Regions from separate parts of the Homo sapiens genome. Here region 2 is linked to region 1. The links are chromatin loops, found by intact Hi-C in ENCODE. Cell type or tissue: chondrocyte. All regions are shown on one strand. Each heading gives the region's core, and the rest is flanking DNA. Links, peaks and the distances in the headings are about the cores only.

The links. Hi-C counts contacts between places; a loop is a spot of excess contacts. Peaks named below come from ENCODE experiments on the same cell type or tissue, not always from the same donor. Only the 100,000 strongest peaks of a DNase experiment are listed, where the experiment ranks them.
Region 2: it touches region 1 in a loop (2.8-fold over the local background); 9 of 110 quality-filtered maps call a loop at or near these places.

The regions. Positions count from the first base shown.
Region 1 is chr2:26,841,602-26,852,940 of GRCh38, forward strand. DPYSL5 (dihydropyrimidinase like 5) reads left to right here and starts at 6,531. Exons shown (of 13, transcript NM_020134.4): 1 at 6,531-6,653. In chondrocyte, for the core only: CTCF peaks have their summits at 4,893 (motif pointing right) and 5,114; DNase peaks (open chromatin) are centred at 5,957, 6,267, 6,803, 7,071 and 3 weaker places.
Region 2 is chr2:27,298,592-27,309,930 of GRCh38, forward strand. It overlaps TRIM54 (tripartite motif containing 54), which reads left to right. Exons shown (of 9, transcript NM_187841.3): 2 at 1-148; 3 at 654-825; 4 at 6,368-6,463; 5 at 6,993-7,226; 6 at 7,489-7,511; 7 at 7,622-7,746; 8 at 7,865-7,951; 9 at 8,296-8,844. The coding sequence ends at 7,950. UCN (urocortin) reads right to left here and starts at 9,854. Exons shown (of 2, transcript NM_003353.4): 1 at 9,569-9,854; 2 at 8,809-9,317. The coding sequence starts at 9,304. The coding sequence ends at 8,930. MPV17 (mitochondrial inner membrane protein MPV17) reads right to left here. Exons shown (of 8, transcript NM_002437.5): 8 at 10,901-11,339. The coding sequence ends at 11,321. RefSeq lists a silencer at 2,889-3,094. In chondrocyte, for the core only: CTCF peaks have their summits at 3,007 (motif pointing right), 5,033 and 5,243; DNase peaks (open chromatin) are centred at 7,134, 7,813 and 8,488.

The DNA.
Region 1 (11,339 bases), core at 1,566-9,565:
CCAATCCATACAATCCAACAAGAAAAAAATACCACCAACTAAAAAAAAAAAAATCAAAGTAACCATAATAGACTTGAGAAAAGGGAAACTGTAAATGGAATAATGTTTAGTAACAGGTAGTGTGGTCTAATGGAATAGACACAGAACCTGGAGTCAAACTGGGACTTTGATCTTAGCTCTGCCCCTTTGAGCTGTTTGACCCTGGGGAAGTTACTTCACGGTCCTGTTTCCCTCCTCCATAAAGTGAATGTCATGATCTCTTTCTCACAGGTGTGCTGTGGGATTAAATGAATAATATACATAAAGTATGCAGGAAATGCTCAATAGCTTTTGCTTTTTTTTTTTTTTTTTTTTTTTTGAGACGGAGTCTCACTCTGTAGCCTAGGCTGGAGTGCAGTGGTGCAATCTCAGCTCACCACAACCTCCACTTCCCAGGTTCAAGAGATTGCCCTGCTTCAGCCTCCTGAGTAGCTGGGATTACAGGTGCCCGCCACCATGCCTGGCTAATTCTTGTACTTTTAGTAGAGAAGGGATTTCACCATGTTGGCCAGGCTGGTCTCAAACTGTTGGCCTCAAGTGATCCACCCGCCTCAGCCTCCCAAAGTGTTGGGATTACAGGTGTGAGCCACAGCACCCAGCCTAGCTTTAATTCTTATTTAGGTAAGTTCTGATTAATGCAACTAAAAAAGAAAAATTAGGGCCAAGGGCAGTGGCTCAAACCTGTAATCCCAGGCTGATGCAGGAGGATTACTTAAAGACAGGAGTTTGAGACTAGCCTGGGCAAAATAGTGAGACCTCATCTCCCCAGAAAGATTTTTAAAATGAGCTGGGCTGCAGTGAGCTATGATTGTACCACTGCACTCCAGCCTGGGTGACAGAGTGAGACCCCATCTCTAAAAAACAAAAACAAAAGAAAGCTCAACGGAGGAACTGGCTTCATAAAAAGAATATCAGGGAAAGGTAGTAAGGGTATTTCTTACTGTTTTTGGTTTTTTGTTTTTTGTTTTTTTTTTTTTGAAATAGAGTCTTACTCTGTCACCCGGGCTGGAATTCAGTGGCGTGATCTTGGCTCCACCTCCAGGGTTCAAACAATTCTCCTGCCTCAGCCTCACGAGTAGCTGGACCACAGGCGTGCACCATCACACCAGCTAATTTTTGTATTTTTAGTAGAGACAGGGTTTCGCCATGTGAGCCAGGCTAGTCTCAAACTCCCGACCTCAGGTGATCCACCCGCCTTGGCCTCCCAAGTGCTGGGATTACAGGTGTGAGCCACCACACCTGGCCTTACTGGCTTACTTCTTTGGATTCACCTAATAAATAAAAATTAAATTTGGGGGCATGGGTGAGAGGATTCTTTCCTATGTTCTCAGCTCCTCCACCAGTAGGGGCTCAGTAAAGCCCTGTGTTGTGGAAAATGACAGGTAGGGAACCAAAAGGTGATTAAAGATCTGGCTCTTAGAGTAATTCTTTTGTTCCCTGAAGGTGATTGTTTGACTTATGTTTCTTGTCCTCATTATTATTCTTTCTAATACTCGAATTTTATTTGTTAAGGGAGAAAAAAGGCTTAAAACAAAGCCTCATTATCCTCATCTGGATAATGATGGCATTGTGAGACTATGCAATTTCTTGCTTTGTTTGGCTTAAAGAACCTCTATATGTGCGTGAAATAAATGCCAATTTAACGTTTTAGATTTCTGCTACAAGGCTGGGGCAGCTGGAATCATCCAGCAGTTCCTCCTTTATGCTGGTTTGTGGCCATTCTCGTTCCAAGAGAAGACAAACTTGCATTTCAAAATTAAACTCTGAAATTTAAAAATAAAAGCAGGAAAAAAAAAAAAACCAAAACTTTCCTAGGCCAGAAGGAATGATTTAAATTTTCGGAGAGCTCCTTGGCGTTTCAAGGGTAGTGATAAACCATTGGAATTTACTTTGATGTTTCAGCTCTAGCACAGCACCCCCTCAGCCTCCCCAGGCCTCCTCCTCCATCCCCTGTGTCTGACTGGGTAGTTACTGCTCTGGGGCCTGGAACCCTTCCAGTCTCATTCCCCTGTTTGTGTATCTGAATATCTCTATGTCTTTAGATCTTCTTCATGCTGCCTCTGTTGTCCTGTCTCCCTCTCCCAAAGTCTGTTTGTCTGTCTTGTTGCCCCCCCGGCCCCGTGCTTTTTAAATTTGGCTCCTGCTTTGTGGCACTGTCTTGAATACACAGGTTTGACTGCTGGTTGACATTTATTTATTTGTTTGTTTGTTTATTTTGAGATGGAGTCTTGCTCTGTTACCCAGGCTGGAGTGCAATGGCAAGCTCTCAGTTCACTGCAGCCTCTGCCTCCCGGGTGCAAGCGATTCTACGGCCTCAGCCTCTGGAGTAGCTGGGATTACAGGCCTGTGCCACCACACCCGGCCAAATTTTTTTTTCTTTTTTTCTTTTTTTCTTTTTTTCTTTTTTTACTGAGACGGCGTCTCGCTCTGTCACACAGGCTGGAGTGCAGTGGCCCGATCTCGGCTCACCACAACCTCCGCCACCCGGGTTCAAGTGATTCTCATGCCTCAGCCTCCCGAGTAGCTGGGACTACAGGCGGTTGCCACCACACCCAGCTAATTTTTTGTATTTTTAGTAGAGATAGGGTTTCGCCATGTTGGTCAGGCTGGTCTCAAACTCCTGACCTCAGGTGATCCACCTGCCTCGGCCCCCCAAAGTGCTGGGATTACAGGCCTGAGCCACCGCACCCGGCCTATTTTTTTTTCTTTCTTTTTTTTAGATGGAGTTTTGCTCTTGTTGCCTAGGCTGGAGTGCAATGGCGTGATCTCGGCTCACCACAACCTCTGTCTCCCGAGTTAAAGTGATTCTCCTGCCTCAGCCTCCTGAGTAGCTGGGATTACAGGCATGCGCCACCATGGCTGGCTAATTTTGTATTTTTAGTAGAGACGGGGTTTCTCCATGTTGGTCAGGCTGGTCTCGAACTCAGGTGATCCGCCCGCCTTGGCCTCCCAAAGTGCTGGGATTATAGGCATGCACCACCATGCCTGGCCTATTTTTTCTTTCTGAGACAGGGTCTCCCTCTGTCACCCAGGCTGGAGTGCATTGGAGCAATCTGGGTTCACTGCAACCTCTGCCTCCTGGGTTTAAGTGATGCTTTCACCCCAGCTTCCTGAATAGCTGGCACTACAGGCACTTGCTACCATACTCAGCTAATTTTTAAAATTTTTTTGCAGAGACAAGGACTCATTATATTGCCCAGGCTGATCTCAAACTCCTGGGCTTTGTGATCCTCCCACCTTGACCTCCTAAAGTGCTGGGATTATAGGCATGAACTACTGCACCTGGCCTCACTTTTTTTTTTTAATGGCTAACTAGACTTCACAATGTGTTCCCCACACTAGGGTTGTCACTGAGAAGTATAAGGAGCAAAAAAAGGTGAAAAGAGAAGGATGAGGAGGAAACTTAATATTATACAAAGCTCCTGGGAATACTGGAGAGCCCCTTTCCCGGGGGCACTTCGAGGAGGAACAGGTTGCCGCTGCAGAGGAAGGAACATCTGGGTTCCATGACTTGGCAACAGGCTCTCCTTGAGGGTCACTCACCGTCACAGGCTCTCTCTGCACTGGAGATCCGGCCTTCTGGAGGCTGGCAGGGAGGACGTGCTGAAGCAGGAAGGGCTCAGCTTTGCACCAGGCAGATGTCCTTTGGAATCCTGGCTCTGCTGCTTACAGCAGTGTGACTTCGCAGGCAAATCGTTTAACCTCTCTAAATCCAGATAGCCTCATTTGTAAGAAATGAGCAATGCTACCTCCTGTGTGGAGTAGCAAGGATTAAATGATGTGTTGTAAAACACCAAATAGACCCGGGCTCATAATAGGAGTTCAGACAGTGCGATTTTCCTCCCTCCTCCTTTCATGGTGGTCTTTAACTTGTATTTATTCTGAAGTTTGTTAAGGCTGTTGGGAACTCAGAACACATTTACTCATAAAAACCAGTAGCCCTGGGCTTTGTGAGGTCTGACCCCCAACCCCTGCCTAACTCACCATCCCCATTCTCTTCCCATCACCCTCATTCAGGGACTTGACTTTCAAGACATGGTGGGTTCTTCTGCTGTCTTCCAAATACCCGCTTGGGTTCCCCACCCATAAGCTTTTGCTCCTTCACCCCAGAATCTCAGACCTTTGCTTAGAACTGTCCATCAAATCAATATCCAGGTGAAATCCAAATTCTAGCTCCTCCATCTCCCAGTGTTATGCAGAACTGCTTTCTTTCTCGTCTGAATTCTTATTCTACTTTATCTGACCGAGTAGTAATATGAGCTTTATAATAAAAATCACAACATATTGCCTTTTGTGGCTGTTACTGTGGGGAGTGTCACATATTCTTATATCCCTCACACTGTTCAATAACCACTTTCTGTGGGATAAATAATAATAGCTGCATTTGTTGCATGCACACTATGCCAGGCAATGTGCTATGGCCTTTATCTACCTTTCTTCATTTAATTTCCACGACAAGGTTAAAAGAATGTATATGACCCCAGTATTCTGGGTGGAGCTAAGGGTCAGATGGAGTAAGTCACTTTCTCAAGGTCAAGTCGGCAGAAACTGAAGGAGCAAGGATTCCAACCCAGCAATGCGGGACTCCCAGCTCTGTGCTCTTTCTACTTCCCAGGAAACGGAGCCTAAGTTAGCAACAACAAACCGAAGTCGAGGACTGAGGACATATGCAACCCCCGGTTTGGGTGCAACCTTTATCAATATCCTAAACTGACAGATGACGTAGAGGCAGCCGTTTCGCTGACTAGGGAAGGTAGCCCAAGAAAGCTAAGATGCTAGAATCCAAATTTAAGGTCTACGAGACGCTGCAGAAAACATTTACAGTCACTAGAGGGCTCTCTCTCCCTTAAGCAAAAAGCGCAGCACCGCCCGCGCGCGGTAGTCTCGGAACCCCGCCGCCGGGAGGCCGCTGGCAGCTCCACGCCACCTCCCTGAAGCCCAGTCCATTTTGCCTACATCCCTGTCCGGGCAAGCCCTGGAGAATCCATAGGGCAGTGCCCCAAGCTGGAGCAGTTTTCACAGCCACATCCCGGGCTGCACTGGGTTAGGGATGCTTTGAGGTTCCTCTGGGGGCTCCCTGCTCTCTGCTTACCAAGCAGGCGGGAGTTGGGAAGGGGAGAAGGAGTGCAGACTCAGGGGTGGGGTAATCCAGAAATGCATCCCTCAAAGGCCAGCCTGGCCTGGTCCAGGCCCTAAGCTCTCTGGGGAAGGACGGCAGGGAACCCCGCCTTGGCGGGCTCTGCGGGTCCTGCGCCCGGGTAGATTTTGCTGAGATGGGGAGAGGGGACCCCCTCCACGCCCCCGGAGTAGTGAACACCATTTTGTTTGAAAGTATCCTGCAAAGAGAACCACCTCACGAGGCCATGGCTGCCAGGGGACTCCTCTCCCCACCGGATCGCCGGGGAGCCCGGGGAGGGAGGGATTCTGCAGCTGCAGCTTGGAGGTCCTTGATGCTGCATTTTAACGCGCATCGCAACGCCTTTGGAGTGACATTAAGTGCAAAGAGGCAAATGACTAATCCAAACTATTATTACAACTGCAGAAAATAACACAGATCAATGGCAAAGGCTTGAACCGGGATTAGCTAGGGAGGTGGGACAAACCGGGGATGATCCTTCCTCTCCTTTTTTAGATTTGTTTATTTTGGTAAATTATGTATGTATTTAAACATGAAGAAACAGGTGAAGCGAATGTAAATTGGGTTATAAATAATTTCCAAAGGCTTCGCTGTCCCTTGACAGAAGCCAGAAATAAGACAGGCACTGGGCCTGAGCGCTCTGGACAGGGAAGCACCCGCGTGGCGCTGGGCAAAATCTTCTCAGTGGAGAGAACGCACTCCGGGTTCGAGACCTCCCCGGGTGCAGATGCGAACTGCGGTGGCCCCAAGTGGCCGTCCACTTTGTTCATGAGAACAGTTTTCCTATAACGCCCACCCGGCCCTTTGCATCCCGCAATCCCGCGGGCGTCGGAGCGGGTCTTGGCGCGAACCAGGCGGCCTCGGCGGGGTCCTGCGGCGGAGGGCAGCGCGGCCGCAGCCCGGGAGAGGCGGCCGCGGCATTGTTTCAGCCCCTGGGGTGGGATCCAGCTGGGGGAGGGGAGGCGGGGTGTCCTCCGGAACCGCCCCCGGCCCTCCCTGGGGACCCGTGCCTCAGCGCGTCCAGGCTTTGTGGTGTCCTGAGTCGCCATGGAAACCCGAGGGAACGCGGAGCCGGGTGCTAGGGGGGTCGGTGAGTTCTCCGGCCGCGCCCTCCGTCCGCTCTCGGACCCCGGCCCTGCAGCAGGGCCTGCCGGGAGTTGTAGTCCCCAGGCGGCGGCGGCGCGCGGCGCCAAGGATGCGGGACGCCGCCTGTCCCCGCCTCCCCTTAACCTGCTAGCTGAGGTGGGGAGCGGCGGGAGGAGCCGGCCGCGCGGTGATTGGCGGAGGCCGCTCCCAGCCCCCGACACGCGCCCCTCCCCCGCTCCCCACTCTGGACTCCCGCGCTGGGCGCGCTGAGGCGGCCCCCGAGCGAGCGCGCGTGCAGCCGCCGCCGCCCCGAGCACCCGCAGCTCCGGCGCCGCGGCGAGACGGAGACGGACCGAGCCACGGGCCCCCGCGGCCGCAGCATCTCGGAGGAGTGGGTGATGGCAGGGGGGTCGGTGGGCTTACCCCTCCCGGGCTAGGACATCCTCCTCTCCCCCTTCTGTTTCTGCGTGAGGCGCACAAAAGGGCGGGGAGCCGGGTGAGCCTGGGGCCCGGCCGCAGGGGACGCGGCGGGAGGTGTGGTTTGGGGTTGGGAGGTGGCCATCGGGGCTAAGCCGGGGCGCTCTTGGGGTCCTCTTTGTACGCCCGCGAAGCGCCGTGCCGGGCCTTGCTCATAGTAAGCGTTTAATGCGTGCTCGCGGGGTTGCAAAGCCCTGGGGTGAGGAGGCGGCTCGGCCGAGGGGTTTCGCGCCTAGCACGCAGTGGGCCGCTTTCCTAGCCGGGCGCGGTGCAGTGGACCGCTGGAGGGCTGGGCGGGGGCGCCTCTGGCCGGGGGCCAGTCCTGCCGGTCCCAGGATCTGCGCTGTCCCCGGTCCCACACACCACCCAGATACACACCCTCCGTCCTTCTCGCCTCCGAGCTGGGATCTGCCCAGCCTGGACCCGACCCGGCGGTCTGTTCCACCGCCCGGCTAACGGAGCGGACGCCTGCAGAGGACTCGCCCGCCGCCTCCGAGCCTCCCGCCTGAGCCACAAAGGCCTCCTGCGGCTGCCCAGCCCGGAGCGGGCGCCGAGCCGGGTCCCTCGGCTGGAGCCCAGCGCGGGAGCCCGCCTTGCAGCATCGATCTCAGCGGGCACCGACGTCGACGCCCCGGGCCTGGGGACGGGGCTGTAGTCTGAGCTGGAGAGAAGCCGGGAGAGGGCGAGGGGAGGCCTCGGTTGAGAAAAGATGGGGATGGGGAAGGCTGGGGAGCTGGGTTAGGACAGGTAGTGGGTCTCGGGGAGCAGGGAGTGGGAACTAGGGTTTGAGGAGGAAAGAGAAGGGGCGGGGGCGGGTCCGAAGAACGAGGGAAGGAGCTCGGTGCAGGTGGCGCCCGGCGAGGCTGGTTCTGCTGAAGAATGGGGAGGGGAGGAGGGATGCAGGCGGGTGGAGGCCGCCTGGGTTTGAGGAGGGAGGACGGGAGCGAGGAGAAGACCCGCGCTGTGCGGGGGAGGGGGGCCTCCTGGGAAGGGGAGCCTCCCGAGGAGGGAGGGGCAAGCAGCTGAGAGGCGGTCTCGGGCCCGAGGATCCTCAGCTCCAGGCGCGGGGCCCCGCGGCCCAGGTGGCCGGCTGGGCGTGGCCCTCGGACCGGGGTTAGGGACCCAGGATGGCAGATCCGGGACCGGGCTGGGCTGGCTTGGTGAGGAGCTTTGTCTCCAGGCTTGAAACCAGCCGGTAGCGACTCGCTTAGGGTTTTGTGATCTTCCGCGGCGCCCACGGCACGCCCTTTTCTCGAGGAGCTGAAAGGCTTTGCCCAGCAGCAGGTGCTGCCAGGGAGGCGGATCTCCCTTCGGGGAGACCCGGAGAACAATAGCCGACCCTGGTGTCCATCCGACGACAAACCAGGGCCACCCAGGACGCGAGGGTGCAGTTTTCTGGTGCTGGGAATACTCCCTGCGGAACCTCCGGGCACGTGCTGGCTTTGGGGTTTTATGGGGGCCTGGCCACGCCGGGAATCCCGTGTGGGAGGCGCTCCCCCGGCCTGGGGGCCTGCAGACAGCCACCCCCCCACTCCGGCTCGGGTGCCTTCTGGTGCAGCGCCGCCGCCCGCCCCGCGCTGTCCACCCGCTGCCGAGACGCGGCGTGGTTAGCGGCGCGGAGCTGCCGGGCGGCGACGCAGGTGCCAAAGACTGGAGGTCGCCTCGGTGCAGCGCGGGTTCCCCCGAGCAGCGGCTTTGTCTGCCGAGGCGGCCGTAGTCTAGGGGCTGCAGCTGTGCTTTCTCAGGGGGAGCCGTAAGGGCTGGTGCGGATTGTGGTCAAATTGCGGAGAAGCGGGTGGAAATGATCCCGCAAGGGTGAGGCTCTAGGTTTGGGAGCCGCTGCTAGGGGTCCAGTGCTTTTCTTTGCCAGTGACCACACCCAAGCCAGTGCGTCTCTTGCAGACTTCGCCCATATTGTCTGCTGACCTAAGACTGGGGTAGCTCTGTGATAGGCGCTGCTTGCCCGTGGGAAAGCAGATGAACCGAATGGAAGCTTAAAACAGGCTTTCAGCAGGGCTTTCCACGCACTCAGCCTCTCGCCCGCCGTCTAAACACCTTGCAAGTCACCGCTGCAGCGCCTTGACATGTGAAGTGACACCCAAAGCCAGAATTCTGTGTTGCACTGTTGCTTTGATAACTGGTTAGATGACAAGTTAAAGGTGAATCTTTAGCATAAAGTTATCATTTTAAATTGCCATTCATTAAAAAAAAAGGCAGGAATGTTTTTGTTCCCAGACTGGGCGATACTTGGCATTGTAGAACTCATTGATGCCACTTACATTTGCCACTAAGTTAACTGAGAACCTGTTGGTTCTCTTAACCCAGCCTTGAAATCTCAGGATTTGCTTTCTTAACAAGATTAGTGTGTAAGGTGAAGGACTGTGCTGTGGCTGTTGGCTTTTGCCCAGGACAGATGATAGCTGTCAAAGTGAAGGCCTCTTGTCTGAGTGTCCTTTCTGGCCATAGGGAGTCAGCAGTAGGCTATGTCTTGCTGGTTTTAAAGGATGGTGTTTTGAGGAGGTGCCTCACAGAATTTACAAAACTGATCTGGAAGGACTAGCTGGAACATTGCTCATTGGTTGTTTTTAACTATATTTTAACTGAATTATATATATGTATATATTAATATGTATATACACACATATATATATACACATACTATATTTTACTAAATTATATATGCATGTGTGTATTTATGCATACACACAAACATGGATTCAGAGTACATAAATACTAGGAATCTCAATATTAGAAACCTAGAAATCTGACAGTGAAGGTTTTTTCTTGTAAGAGAGCTCCAATGGGAAACATGTTTTCATATTATTACCCAAAGGGAACAATTTCAGGAAGGAGTGTTTTGTTGGCTTCTTTTTTGTAATAATTTTATGGATTTTTAAAAGGATGTAATCTTCTTAAAGCACTCTGTGAACATCCATTGCAGTCTGTTCCTCATGGCAGGGAATCCATAGACAAGGAATGCCGGTATGACCAGCCTGACGTGAAGGCCTGGCTGTTGTCAGCGTAACCTCTCTAGGTGCAAACATTAGCAGGGTTGTTGCATTATTCTTAATGCTTCTATCTCTGGAAAGAGTTCCACAGCAAGGCAAGTTTACACAGTTGGCCAAAATCAGGTCTCAGGACTTGGCGTAAACTTCATTTGTGGCACTTCCACGTCTCTTCTCCTGCCATAGCTATCTGAGAATTTCCCCTTAATAGCTTCTCTGACCCAGGATTCTGTATGATCCTGCATTAGCTCCACGGGACTATAAGCCAAAGGACAGCATGACTATAGGCAGGTCTCTGGGGTAAAAGTAAATTGTGGCCAGGCACAGTGGATCACGCCTGTAATCCCAACACTTTGGGAGGCTGAGACAGGAGGATCACTTGAGGTCAGGAGTTCGAGACCAGCCTGGCCAACATGGTGAAACTCCATCTCTACTAAAAATACAAAAAAATTAGCCTGACGTGGTGGCGCACACCTGTAGTCCCAGCTACTTGGGAGGAGGCTGAGGTGGAGAATCACTTGAACCTGGGAGGCCGAGGTTGCAGTGAGCTGAGATCGTGCCACTGCACTCCAGCCTGGGCAACAGAGTGAGACTCTATCTCAAAAAAAAAAATGTGAATTGTGTGTTCAGATCATTTTCTTGGGGCATAGAAAAATATTGAGAGCCAGAGAAGTTGGACAAGAGTATCTGAGACCCAGTCTATCTTCCTGGTGTGAAAATTTACCAGTTTCTGATAGAATCTGATCTTGTGTATCTTTTTTGTTTTCTGAGGTATAAAAACATATTCCAGAAAAGTCTTCTAAGACTTAATTCACAGGAATCCTGTAGAACAAGATATCTTTGTCAACATGAAGTCCTGTAGGGAAAACTTGGTGTAATATGGGAGCAAATAAGAATAAATGTGTTTTATCATTTTTCCAATAAGCAGGTGTTTGATTTCATTGCACTGCTGGTGCATAAATGAGAAATAATTTCAAAATCGCTTTGCCTTGCTTTTTTTTATGTGAAGATGAAAGGTTGAAATACCATAACATGAATCTTTTGTGAGCTTTGGTATTTATGTATAAAAGTGGGCACAAATTATACACTTGAACAAAAGAAATTCAGGGAGGAACATGGTGTATGATTTGTTCTACTTCAGTCTTTGAAACTTGTTTCATTTAAAATAAGCTGATTTAACCATTGATTGAACCCGAGCTTGCCAAGCACTCCCATCAATCACAGCCCTGTTCTGTACTTGTTCCCTCGCCTCCCTCCTCCCTCGTCACAATCCAGGCTCAGCGGTAGCGTGTACAGGAGGGAGAGCCAGAAAGCCTGGGTTCAGATTTCACCTTGGCCACTTTCTGTTTATCTGTGCAATGAGGATGGTTGTATTAGGTTGGTGCAGAAGTAATTGCTGTTTTTGCCATTACTTTTAATGACAAAAACTGCCGTGACTTCTGCACCAACTTAACAGTATCTACATCTGGGGTTGTTCTGAGGCTTACATGTGTTAATGGTTAGCACTGAGAGCAGCATCTGGCATCTTGTAAGTGCTCAGTAAAAGTTATCATCACCATCAGCAGCAGCATCATATTCTCCCTCTAAAATGTGTG
Region 2 (11,339 bases), core at 1,190-9,189, 460 kb after region 1:
GGGGCTCCACCACTGTGTCTTCAGGAGGCCGTTTCCGCTGCCCATCGTGCAGGCATGAGGTTGTCCTGGACAGACACGGTGTCTACGGCCTGCAGCGAAACCTGCTAGTGGAGAACATTATCGACATTTACAAGCAGGAGTCATCCAGGTGAGCCACCAGAGTCTCTTGCCTCTCTCATGACAGGGCTTGGGACACAGCCAAGGAACCCATCAGAGCCAAAAGGGAGAGATTGAAACGGTCAACCTGCCTGTTCTGTCTAGAGACCATAGGACTGGATCCGGAGAGGGACTTGCCTCAGGCCTCCCAGAGAGGGCAGTCTCTGATTCCCTAGCCAGTACTTCACTCCTACCCTCTCCTCCTGGGAGAGGCTGGCAGTCCACCAGCAAGATCCTCGCTAACCCTCCAAGACTTCCTGTCCTGTGGGACTTCCCTGCCCCCTTGTAATACAGACTGTTCTCGGATCCAGGCCTCCTCTATCTCTTAGCTCCTTCTGTTCCCCAAATTCAGAGCTCTGTGGAAGTACTCACCAGTTCAGCCACAGCACTAGCTGCAGGGGCGGAGAAGGTGGTGGCAGTTGGTGGAGGCTGAAGAGAAGGTATTCCTAGGACCCTTCATGCTTAAGGTCCACCTCCCCCTGCCCACTCCTCTCTAGGCCGCTGCACTCCAAGGCTGAGCAGCACCTCATGTGCGAGGAGCATGAAGAAGAGAAGATCAATATTTACTGCCTGAGCTGTGAGGTGCCCACCTGCTCTCTCTGCAAGGTCTTCGGTGCCCACAAGGACTGTGAGGTGGCCCCACTGCCCACCATTTACAAACGCCAGAAGGTATCAAACAGGGGAGGGAGTAGATATGTGAGAGATGGGGGCTTAGGACAGGGTCTCAGTGTCAGCCTCTTACTCCACTTATCTTTTGTTTACTTATTTCTTTATTTATTTAGAAACAGGATCTCACTCTGTTGCCCAGGCTGGAGTGCAGTGGCACAAACACAACTTACTGCAGCCTTGATCTCCCGAGCTCAAGTGATCCTCCCATCTTAGCCTCGCAGAACACTAAGATTATAGATGTGAGCCACCGCACTCAGCCCTATCTATCTATCTATCTATCTATCTATCTATCTATCTATCATATTTTGAGATGGAGTCTCGCTCTGTCGCCCAGGCTGGAGTGCAGTGGTGCAGTCTTGGCTCACAGCAACCTCAGCCTCCCGGGTTCAAGCTGTTCTTATGCCTCAGCCTTCCAAGTACCTGGGATTACAGGCATGTGCCACCACACCCAGCTTTTTTGTTTTTTGGTTTTTTTTTGACTCCTGGCCTCATGTGATCCGTCCACCTTGGCCTCCCAGAGTGCTGGAATTACAGGTGTGAGCCACTGCGCCCAGCTCCATTTATTTATTTTTTAAGAGATGTGGGGATCTCTGTCGCGCAGGCTGGAATGCACTGGTATGATTGTGATTCACTGCAGCAGCCTTGAACTCCTGGGCTCAAGTGATCCCTACCACCTCAATCTCCCAAGTAGCTGGAACTACAGGCATGTGCCACCATGACCAGCTAATTATTTTATTTTATTTATTTATTTATTTGTTTATTTATTTATTTTGAGATGGAGTTTTGCTCTTGTTGCCCAGGCTGGAGTGCAATGGCACGATCTCGGCTCACTGTAACCTCTGCCTCGCAGGTTCAAGCAATTCTCCTGCCTCAGCCTCCAGAGTAGCTGGGATTATAGGCGCCTACCACCATGTCCAGCTAATTTTTTGTATTTTTAGTAGAGACGGGGCTTCACCATGTTGGCCAGGCTGGTCTGGAACTCCTGACCTCAGGTGATCCACCCACCTTGGCCTCCCAAATGCTGGGATTACAGGCGTGAGCCCCTGCGCCCGAACCTAATTTTTTATTTTTACATAGAGACAGGGTCTCAGGCAGGGCACAGTGACTCACACTTGTAATCCTTTGGGAGGATACTACTAATAATAATATTTATTAGTAGTAGTAGTACTAATAATAATATTTATTAGTAGTAGTAGTACTAATAATACTTTAGAAGAGCGAGGCAGGGGGATTGTTTGAGTCCAGGAATTTGAGACCAGCCTGAGCTGTGTAACATAGTGAGACCCTTGTCTCTACAAAAAATTAGCTGGGCATGGTGGCATGCCTGTAGTCCCAGCTACTCGGGAGGCTGAGGTGGGAGGATCACTTGAGCCCGGGAGGTTGAGGCTGCAGTGAGCCATGATTGCACCACGGCACTCCAGCCTGGGTGATAGAGTGAGACCTTGTCTCAAAAACAAACATACAATATTAAAAAGAGACAAGATCTCACTGTGTTGCCCAGGCTTGTTTTGAATTCCTGGGCTCAAGCCATCCTCCTGCCTCTGTTAGAGGAAAGAGGTCTTGACACAGACCCCAAGACAGGGTTATTGGATCTCGCGCAAGAAAGAATTCAGGGCTAGTCCATAGAGTAAAGTGAAAGCAAGTTTATTAGGAAAGTAAAGGAATAAGACAATGGCCACTCCATAGACAGAGCAGCCCCTAGGGCTGCTGGTTGCCCTCTTTTTTTTTTTTTTTTTTTTTTAGATGGAGTTTCGCTCTTGTCGCCCAGGCTGGAATGCAATGGCGCGATCTCAGCTCACTACAACCTCCGCCTCCCAGATTCAAGCGATTCTCCTGCCACAGCCTCCCAAGTATCTGGGATTACAGGCATCCGCCACCATGACTGGCTAATTTTTGTATTTTTAATAGAGACAGGGTTTCACCATGTTGGCCAGGCTGGTCTCAAACTCCTGAACTCAGGTGATCCACTCTCCTTGGCCTCCCAAAGTGCTGGGATTATAGGTGTGAGCTACCGGGTCCAGCCTGGTTGCCCATTTTTGTGGTTATTTCTTGATGATATGCTAAACAAGAGGTAGATTATTCATGCCTTCCCTTTTTAGAACATATACGGTCACTTGCTGACATTGCCATGGCATTAGTAAACTGTCATGGAGCTAATGGGAGTGTAGCAGTGAGGACCACCAGAGGTCGCTCTCATTGGCGTCTTGGTTTTGGTGGGTTTTGGCCGGCTTCCTTACTGCAACCTGTTTTATCAGCAAGGTCTGTATGACCTGTATCTTGTGCCGACCTCCTATCTCATCCTATGACTTAGAATGCCTTAACCATCTGGGAATGCAGCCCAGTAGGTCTCAGCCTCATTTTACCCAGCCCCTATTCAAGATGGAGTTGCTCTGGTTCAAACGCCCCTGACACCTCAGCCTCCCAAAGCGTTACTCCACTTAGTTTTAAAGTCAAGCAGGCCGGGCGGTGGCTCACACCTGCAATCATAGCACTTTAAGAGGCCGAGGCGGGCGGATCACCTGCGATCAGGAGTTCGAGACCAGCCTGACCAATATAATGAAACCCTGTCTCTACTAAAAATACAAAAATTAGCCAGGTGTGGTGGCATGTGCCTGTAATCCCAGCTACTTGGGAGGCTGAGACAGGAGAATCGCTTGAACCCGGGAGGCGGAGGTTGCAGTGAGCTGAGATTGCGCTATTGCATTCCAGCCTGGGCAACAAGAGCAAAACTCCATCCAAAAATAAATAAATAGGCCAGGCGCGGTGGCTCACGCCTGTAATCCCAGTACTTTGGGAGGCCAAAGTGGGTGGATCACGAGGTCAGGAGATCGGGACCATCCTGGCTAACACGGTGAAACCCCATTTCTACTAAAAATACAAAAAACTTAGCCGGGCGTGGTGGCAGGCGCCTGTAGTCCCAGCTACTCGGGAGGCTGAGGCAGAATTGTTTACCTGGGAGGCAGAGCTTGCAGTGAGCCAAGATCGGGCCGCTGCACTCCAGCCTGGGCGACAGAGCGAGACTCCGTCTAAAAATAATAATAATAATAATACCTAAAATAAAATAAGTAAATAAAAATAAAATCAAGCAGATTAAGCCAGGCGTGGTGGCTCATGCCTGTAATCCCAGCACTTTGGGAGGCCAAGGTGAACGGATCACTTAAGGTCAGGAGTTCCAAACCAGCCTGGCCAACATGGTGAAACCCTTTCTCTACTAAAAATACAAAATTAGCTGGGCATGGTGGCAGTCGCCTGTAATCCCAGCTACTCGGGAGGCTGAGGCAGGAGAATCACTTGAACTCCAGAGGCGGAGGTTACAGTGAGCTGAGATTGCGCCATTGCACTCCAGCCTGGGCAAAAAGAGTGAAACTCTGTCTCGAAAATAAAATAAAAGTCAAGCAGATTGGAGTCAAAGTCCTAGCTCTGTGCTTGACTTGGTGTGTCACCTAGGTATGTTACTGGACCTTTGTGGCCCTCACTTTCCTCATGTGTAAAATTAGGGTGAAAATGCCTACTTGTGAAAGTAGCTATAAGGATAAAATTCGATAATGGATGAAAGCAGAGACTTCAGTATGGTGGGTGAGATACTTGCAGGGTCCTCTCTATCACACAACTAGATTCTGTGTAAAACAGAATTTTCAAATTATATTGCTTGGTACATAGAAGCAAAGGAAATCAGTGGGGGTGGGGAGGGGCGAAGAGAAAAGGCGGAGCTGAAAGCAGAACCCTGAGTGGCAAGCACAGAAAAGGCAGCATTTCGCAGAGGACCAGTGCTGGCAATGTCACTGAGCTAGAGAGACCAGACTATTCCTCCAAACCCCTAAAAGGAGGGGTACCTGCAGCTAAGATTCCAGAGACCCGGCTGGGCGCAGTGGCTCACGCCTGTAATCTCAACACTTTGGGAGGCCGAGGCGGGCGGATCACTAGGTCAGGAGTTTGAGACCTGGCCAACATGGTGAAATCCCGTCTCTACTAAAGATACAAAAAATTAGCCGGGCGTGGTTGCAGGCCCTGTAATCCCAGCTACTCGGGAAGCTGAGGCAGGAGAATCGCTTGAACCCAGGAGGCGGAGGTTGCAGTGAGCTGAGATCACGTCATTGCACTCCAGCCTGGGCAACAGGGAGAGACTCCGTCTAAAAAAAAAAAAAAGTTTCCGGAGACCGTAGGTTAAACTAGGATCCTAGGAGCTAAAGCAGTAAATTGCGCCACCTGGCTTTCAACAGAGGCAAATGCAAATACTGCCTAGAGGAAAATATGCACAATTTAGGCCCGTAGGTATTCCCTAGATTAATTAATATCAATAAAATATTAGATCACAATTGAAGGTGCACAGAGAAACGTAATCCATGAGTGAAGTCAGCAGAAACAAAAAATACAGATTTAGGACCCCCCACAAAAGCAACTGAGATATTGGAATTATTAAATAATTGGAAGTCACTATAAATCAAATGCTTTTTAAAAAAAGATGAAAAATTTTAAAAACCAAACAATAATAGAATATCAAAAACCAACCATGTAGCTGGGTGTGGTGGCTCACGCCGGTAATCCCGACACTTTGGGAGGCTGAGGTGGGAGGATCACTTGAGTCCAGGAGTTGGAGACCAACCTGGGGAAATGTTGAAACCCCGTCTACAAAAAAATATAAAAAATTAGCCGGACGTGGTGTCATGCGCCTGTAGTCCCAGCTACCTGGGAGGCTGAGGTGGGAGGATCACCTGAGCCTGGAAGGTCGAGGCTGCAGTGAACTGAGATCGAGCCACTGCACTCCAGCCTTGGTGACAGAGTGAGACCTTGTCTCAAATATATATATATAGATAGATAGATAGATAGATAGATATAGATATACAGATATATATATATATATAGATAGATAGATATAAAACATTCAACAGATGGCTGGGCATGGTGGCTGGAACCTGTAAACCCAGTGACTAGGGAGGCTGAGGCAGGAGGACAAGGCCTGGTGTTCGAGACCAGCCTGGGTGACAGAGCAAGACTCCGTCTCAAAAAAAATTTAAAAAAAAATCAACGAATGAATTGAATGATAGATTTGTCTGAAAACAGAACTAGTGACCAGTATGAGAGGACTGAAAGAAAAACAGAACGTGCAGTTCTGGGAGATGATGAGAAGGCTGAGAGTGAGAAGGTCTAACAGGTCTAATCAGATTCCCAGAATGAGAGGATAAAGAGAATAGAGAAGAGGCAATATTATGCCAATGGATAATCTTGAAGACTTTCTCAGAATCGATGCAAGAAATGAATCTACAGATAAAGTATCTAGCCCAGTGTCTGGTATCTGGTGGATGTTTGGAGACTGTCTGTTCCTTCCCCACTTAGTGGTGGAGGGCTTCTCTCCACCTCCTTCCAGAATCACTAGAATGTGCTTCCGTACCTCTTGATGGTTCAAGCCTTCTAGATTGCTGTAGATGCCCTTATGGGGGGTGAGGTGGAAGGGCCAGCCCTCTCCTAGGCAACCCTGGCTGGGGTGAGGGGTGTAGCTCTAGGCCAGGTCCCAGCTCTGAGTGCTGACCTGTGTGTGTATCAGAGTGAGCTCAGCGATGGCATCGCGATGCTGGTGGCAGGCAATGACCGCGTGCAAGCAGTGATCACACAGATGGAGGAGGTGTGCCAGACTATCGAGGTGAGCCTGGGCTGGAGGGAGGGAGGAACAGCAACTGGCTAGCCTGCGGACCCCGGGCTCCCAAGAGAACTGCTCCTCTCTGACCTCTCGCCAAACTGGTCTGAAAGTTTCTGGGGTCCTGGGAGTGGTGGGAGGTGCTTTTGCCAGGCTGCTGGGTGTGCATTCCAGCTTTGCCGCAAAACTTTAATCCAGTTATTTAACTTCTCTGTGCTTTGGTTTTGTTTAACCTCATAAAACAGTGATGATGATAATGATACACCAGCTACCTCATGGGTTCTTTTTGAGAATTAAATGGAATAATGCAAATAAAAACCAGGGCTAGGGATATAGACAGCAATCAGTGAAGCTACTTTAAAGCATTGTGTTTTTATTATGGAAAAGATCTGGGCTGGGTTCTGGCTCAGCCACTAACTCACAGTGTCACTACGGATGGGTCACTTTCTGTGTTGGTTCTCTGTGAGTACCCTGTGCTTTCCCAGCCACCGGGTCTCAGCCACGCCTTCCCTCATCCTTGCTCCCCATCTTTTAGGACAATAGCCGGAGGCAGAAGCAGTTGTTAAACCAGAGGTTTGAGAGCCTGTGCGCAGTGCTGGAGGAGCGCAAGGGTGAGCTGCTGCAGGCGCTGGCCCGGGAGCAAGAGGAGAAGCTGCAGCGCGTCCGCGGCCTCATCCGTCAGTATGGCGACCACCTGGAGGCCTCCTCTAAGCTGGTGGAGTCTGCCATCCAGTCCATGGAAGAGCCACAAATGGCGCTGTATCTCCAGGTGGGCTCTAGGGGAGGGTGGCAGCGCTGCACAGTGGCTGGAGTCAGGGCCTTGGTACCTGGAGTCCCGGGTTCAAGTCTTGTCTCTTGCACCTGCTTGCCCCTACGACCTTGGGCAAGTCACCCCCTCTGAGTTCGTTTTCTGCTTAACGAATTGGGACGTGCCTTCCCACCTACCCCGCAGGACTGTGGTGAGATTCAGAAATGGGACTTTGCCCAGGTTGGCCCAGTGCTTACTCTCACCCTCCTTTTCTTCCCTGCAGCAGGCCAAGGAGCTGATCAATAAGTGAGTAGGCATAGCGGGAAGGGAAAGGAGGGGGCTGCACTGCTCCACTGGCTGGGGTGGGGCTTGAGAGTGCTGGGGCATTGCCAGCTGAGTCCGTGTGGCCACTGCAGGGTCGGGGCCATGTCGAAGGTGGAGCTGGCAGGGCGGCCGGAGCCAGGCTATGAGAGCATGGAGCAATTCACCGTAAGGGTGGAGCACGTGGCCGAAATGCTGCGGACCATCGACTTCCAGCCAGGTGAAGGAGGTGGCCGAGGGCCGCTGAGACGGGTTCGGACCCTCTGTGTGGGGGGTGCGGCGGGCACGATGGCCGTAAAGGCAGGGACTCCACCTCACCAGGCCTTCCTTGGGCTCAGGCGCTTCCGGGGAGGAAGAGGAGGTGGCCCCAGACGGAGAGGAGGGCAGCGCGGGGCCGGAGGAAGAGCGGCCGGATGGGCCTTAAGGTGAGAGCCGCCCGATGGGCCTTAAGGTGAGAGCGGCCTGAGGGGCTTGGGGTGGGGCCTGGCTGGTGTGCTCGCGTCCCCTCCCCCAGTGATTGCCCTCCCTGCGGGTAGCGTGGAGCCCCCACTCCTCGGTGCAACCCAACCCCGGAGCCACAAAGGCGCGCCCCCTAGGGCGGAAAAGTACACTTTCCTCCTCACCCGCTGTTCCTCTGGGGTGCTGGGAGGGCAGGCAAGGCAGGCTGAGTAGAGGAGAAACCCACGTGGCGGGGGACGGAGTGAGCGGGGCTCGAGCTGCCTCGTGCCTTCGCAGCACCCGCCCACCGAGCCTTCTTTCCCGGGCACAGGCCTGCGCCGACCCGACCCTGCTCGAGAGCCCGCGCTAGAGTCGGGGAGGATCTGCGCAGAGACCGCAGCATCACCCAAATCGGCGCCGGCCCCGGGAGGATCTCAATAAAGAACTCGAGCGTCCCAGACCCGTATCTCCTTTCGCTGCCCAACCCCGCAGCCTGGGCTTCGAAGGCGACCCGCCCACCATCCTGCCCTTCCCAGAACCTGAGACCGTCTGGGGGGCGGAAGCCAAATGAACCCCTATTGGGCACCTCTGTGATGCCAGGAGCGAACTGGTGAGCCCAGCGCCCTGGGAAGAGGGCCGAGGGCGGGGCGGTGGTGCCGGGACCTCTGAGGTCCTGGGGATTTGGGGACCCTTGGGGTCCACATGCACCTGGCTGACCTGGCTGAAAGCCGCTGTCTCGGAGCCCCCCACAGCATTTTGTTCCCCTCCCGCTGGCCCGGGGGCCCCACCTTCCCACGGGTTCCCACGCTGCTGTGACTGCCCTGCCTCTACGACAAAAGCCAACGGGTCTTCAGTACTTTTATTAAAAAATAGTCACGCAGACAGTGCCCTGGTGGCTCTGCCCCGCATCCCAACTCTGGGGTGGGGGAAAGGGGTCAACGTTTTCGCAGCCCCAAACCGGGCCATCACTTGCCCACCGAGTCGAATATGATGCGGTTCTGCTCGGCGCGCTCCCGCTGGCTCTGCGTCCGCGCCAGCTCCAGCAGGGTCCGCAGCAGGTGAAAGGTGAGGTCAATGGACAGAGAAGGGTTGTCCCGCCGCGGCCGCTCGCCTGCCGTCCCGAGTCCCAATCGGCCGGGCCCCGCGCGGCGCGGGAAGCGCTCCGCCAGCAGCAAGAGGAGCGCGCGGGCCCCGCCACCCTGGTTCCGTGCCCCGGGGCTCCAGCGCAGACTCGGGTCCTGGACCCCGGCCGCCTCGGGGCTCCTCTGGCTGCTCCCAGGGCACAGCTGTACCAGGAGCAGCAGCGCGGCCAGCAGCGCTGCGCGTCCCGCCTGCCTCATGGTGCCGCCGGCCCTGGACACACAGGGGCAGCGCAGGGTGAGGTGCGCCTGGGACAGCTGCAGGCCGCCGCTCCCCTCCCCGCGCTCGCCCGGCGACCCCTCCGGCCGCCGCCCAATGCCCGCAGCCTGCCCTCCAGCCCCAGCCACTGCGCCAGTGCTGTTCCATCCCTTCCACCCAGCCTCCCTCCCCGGAGGAGCGTGGTGGCTGAGCTGAGCGGAGTCCTGGTGCAGGGGGAGGCTGGGCGGACGCTCTGAGCCACTCACAGGTTGTCGGCGAGCGTCTGTACGGTCCAAGATTGAGCTCCAGTCTCTGTCCCTCGGGGCAGGCTGAAGACGCCTTGGGGAACACAGGGTCTGTCCCGGGGCTGTCGCCAGCCTTATATAGTGCCAGGACAGCTCCGACTGACGTCAGCGAAGAACATGCACTGATTGTAGAAGCAATGACAGCCACAGCTTCGAGTCTGACGGCTGGCGGGCCCCCGGAGGGGCGCACCTCCCTACACCAGCCTTCGTGCCCCTGGGGCTAGCGCTGGAAGCAGCACTGGACGCAGGAAAGCGAGAAGCCGGCTGGGGCGTAAAGACTGCTCTGGGACCCACGGGAGTCCCTCGCCCCGCTTAGAACAGCCAGCAATGACTAGGGCCGTCCCCAGACCAGACTAGTCCGGGTCGCGTGTTCTGACACACGAAAGGGAGGCGGGACCGTGAGGCTGTCCATGGTGCTGACCCCGTCCTCTGCCTCTAGAAGTGGCCAGAAATGTGAGAACGCTGTGCCGCTGGAACCCACTGCCTCCCTGCAGCTATCAGTTCTGCAAATGCAGGCATCAGGAGTCCACCGCTGGCACTCAGCCAACACAGTGGGACCCACTGAGAGGCAGTCTGCCACAACCAAAGTCTCCCAGCATTCTTATCTTTTTCCAGCCCCAGGATCCAAATTGTAGGGCTGTCTGACAGGCACCATGTAACAGAGGGTCTCTAGCATCCGAGTGCTTTCAGACCACAAATGGCTGGCCCATCTGCTTTTGAGTTTGCCAAAGTAGTTTAGCAAAGTTCAGTTTCTCTCCTGGGAATCATAGCAGCAGTGTAACTCTGCCCATGAGCAGCAAAGAAATATGGGTTCAAGTTTCTGCTAACTCCTGGTGTGGACAGGTCACCTCCCTCCTACCAACCTCAGGGTCCTCATTTGTAAGACTGGGCTTGGCCAGGCGCGGTGGCTCACGCCTGTAATCCCAACACTTTGGGAGGCCGAGGCAGGCGGATCACGAGGTCAGTAGTTTGAAACCAGCCTGGCCAATATGGCGAAACCCCATCTCTACTAAAAATACAAAAATTAGCCGGGCGTGGCGGTATGCGCCTGTGGTCCCAGCTACTCAGGAGGCTGAGGCAGGAGAACTGCTTGAACCCAGGAGGCGGAAGCTGCAGTGAGGCAAGATCGCGCCACTGCACTCCAGCCTGGGAGACAGAGCAAGACCCTGTCTCAAAAAAAAAAAAAAAAAAAAAAAAAAAAATTGGGCTTGGTGGTCTCTTGGCTTCTTTCCAGCTCTAGAAATGACTCCCCAATAGTTTTCTGCTTAAAAACTTACTCATTACCACTGCAGATTCCGGATTACATATTTAATAACATATTTACTGAGGCACCATATAAAGGGTTCCGGGAGTCTCTAAAGAGCTGGAGCTACAAGAAGCCTAGGCAGGGTTAGAGTAACAAATGTGTCTATGAAGAGTGGGGATGAGTGGCATTTGCTGGGATATGGGTGTAAAGTTGATAAGGTCATGAAGGTTCAACAGATATTTATGGAGTGCCTAGTATGTGGTGGGAATAAGACTATTATCAAGGGCTCTAAAGCAGTCAGTGTACATTTTAGAGTGAAGAGGGGCATTGCAGGGTGCTAGTCCTCTTAAGCTCTGACCGGCAACCCAACCCCGTGGAAACTGGTATGCCCACTTTGAGGAGGTTGTCTGACCGTTCCAGGGTCAAGCTGCATCACTGCAAGGTGGAAACGATGGAGTGAGGCAGGCTTAGAGCCGATGTGCCTTC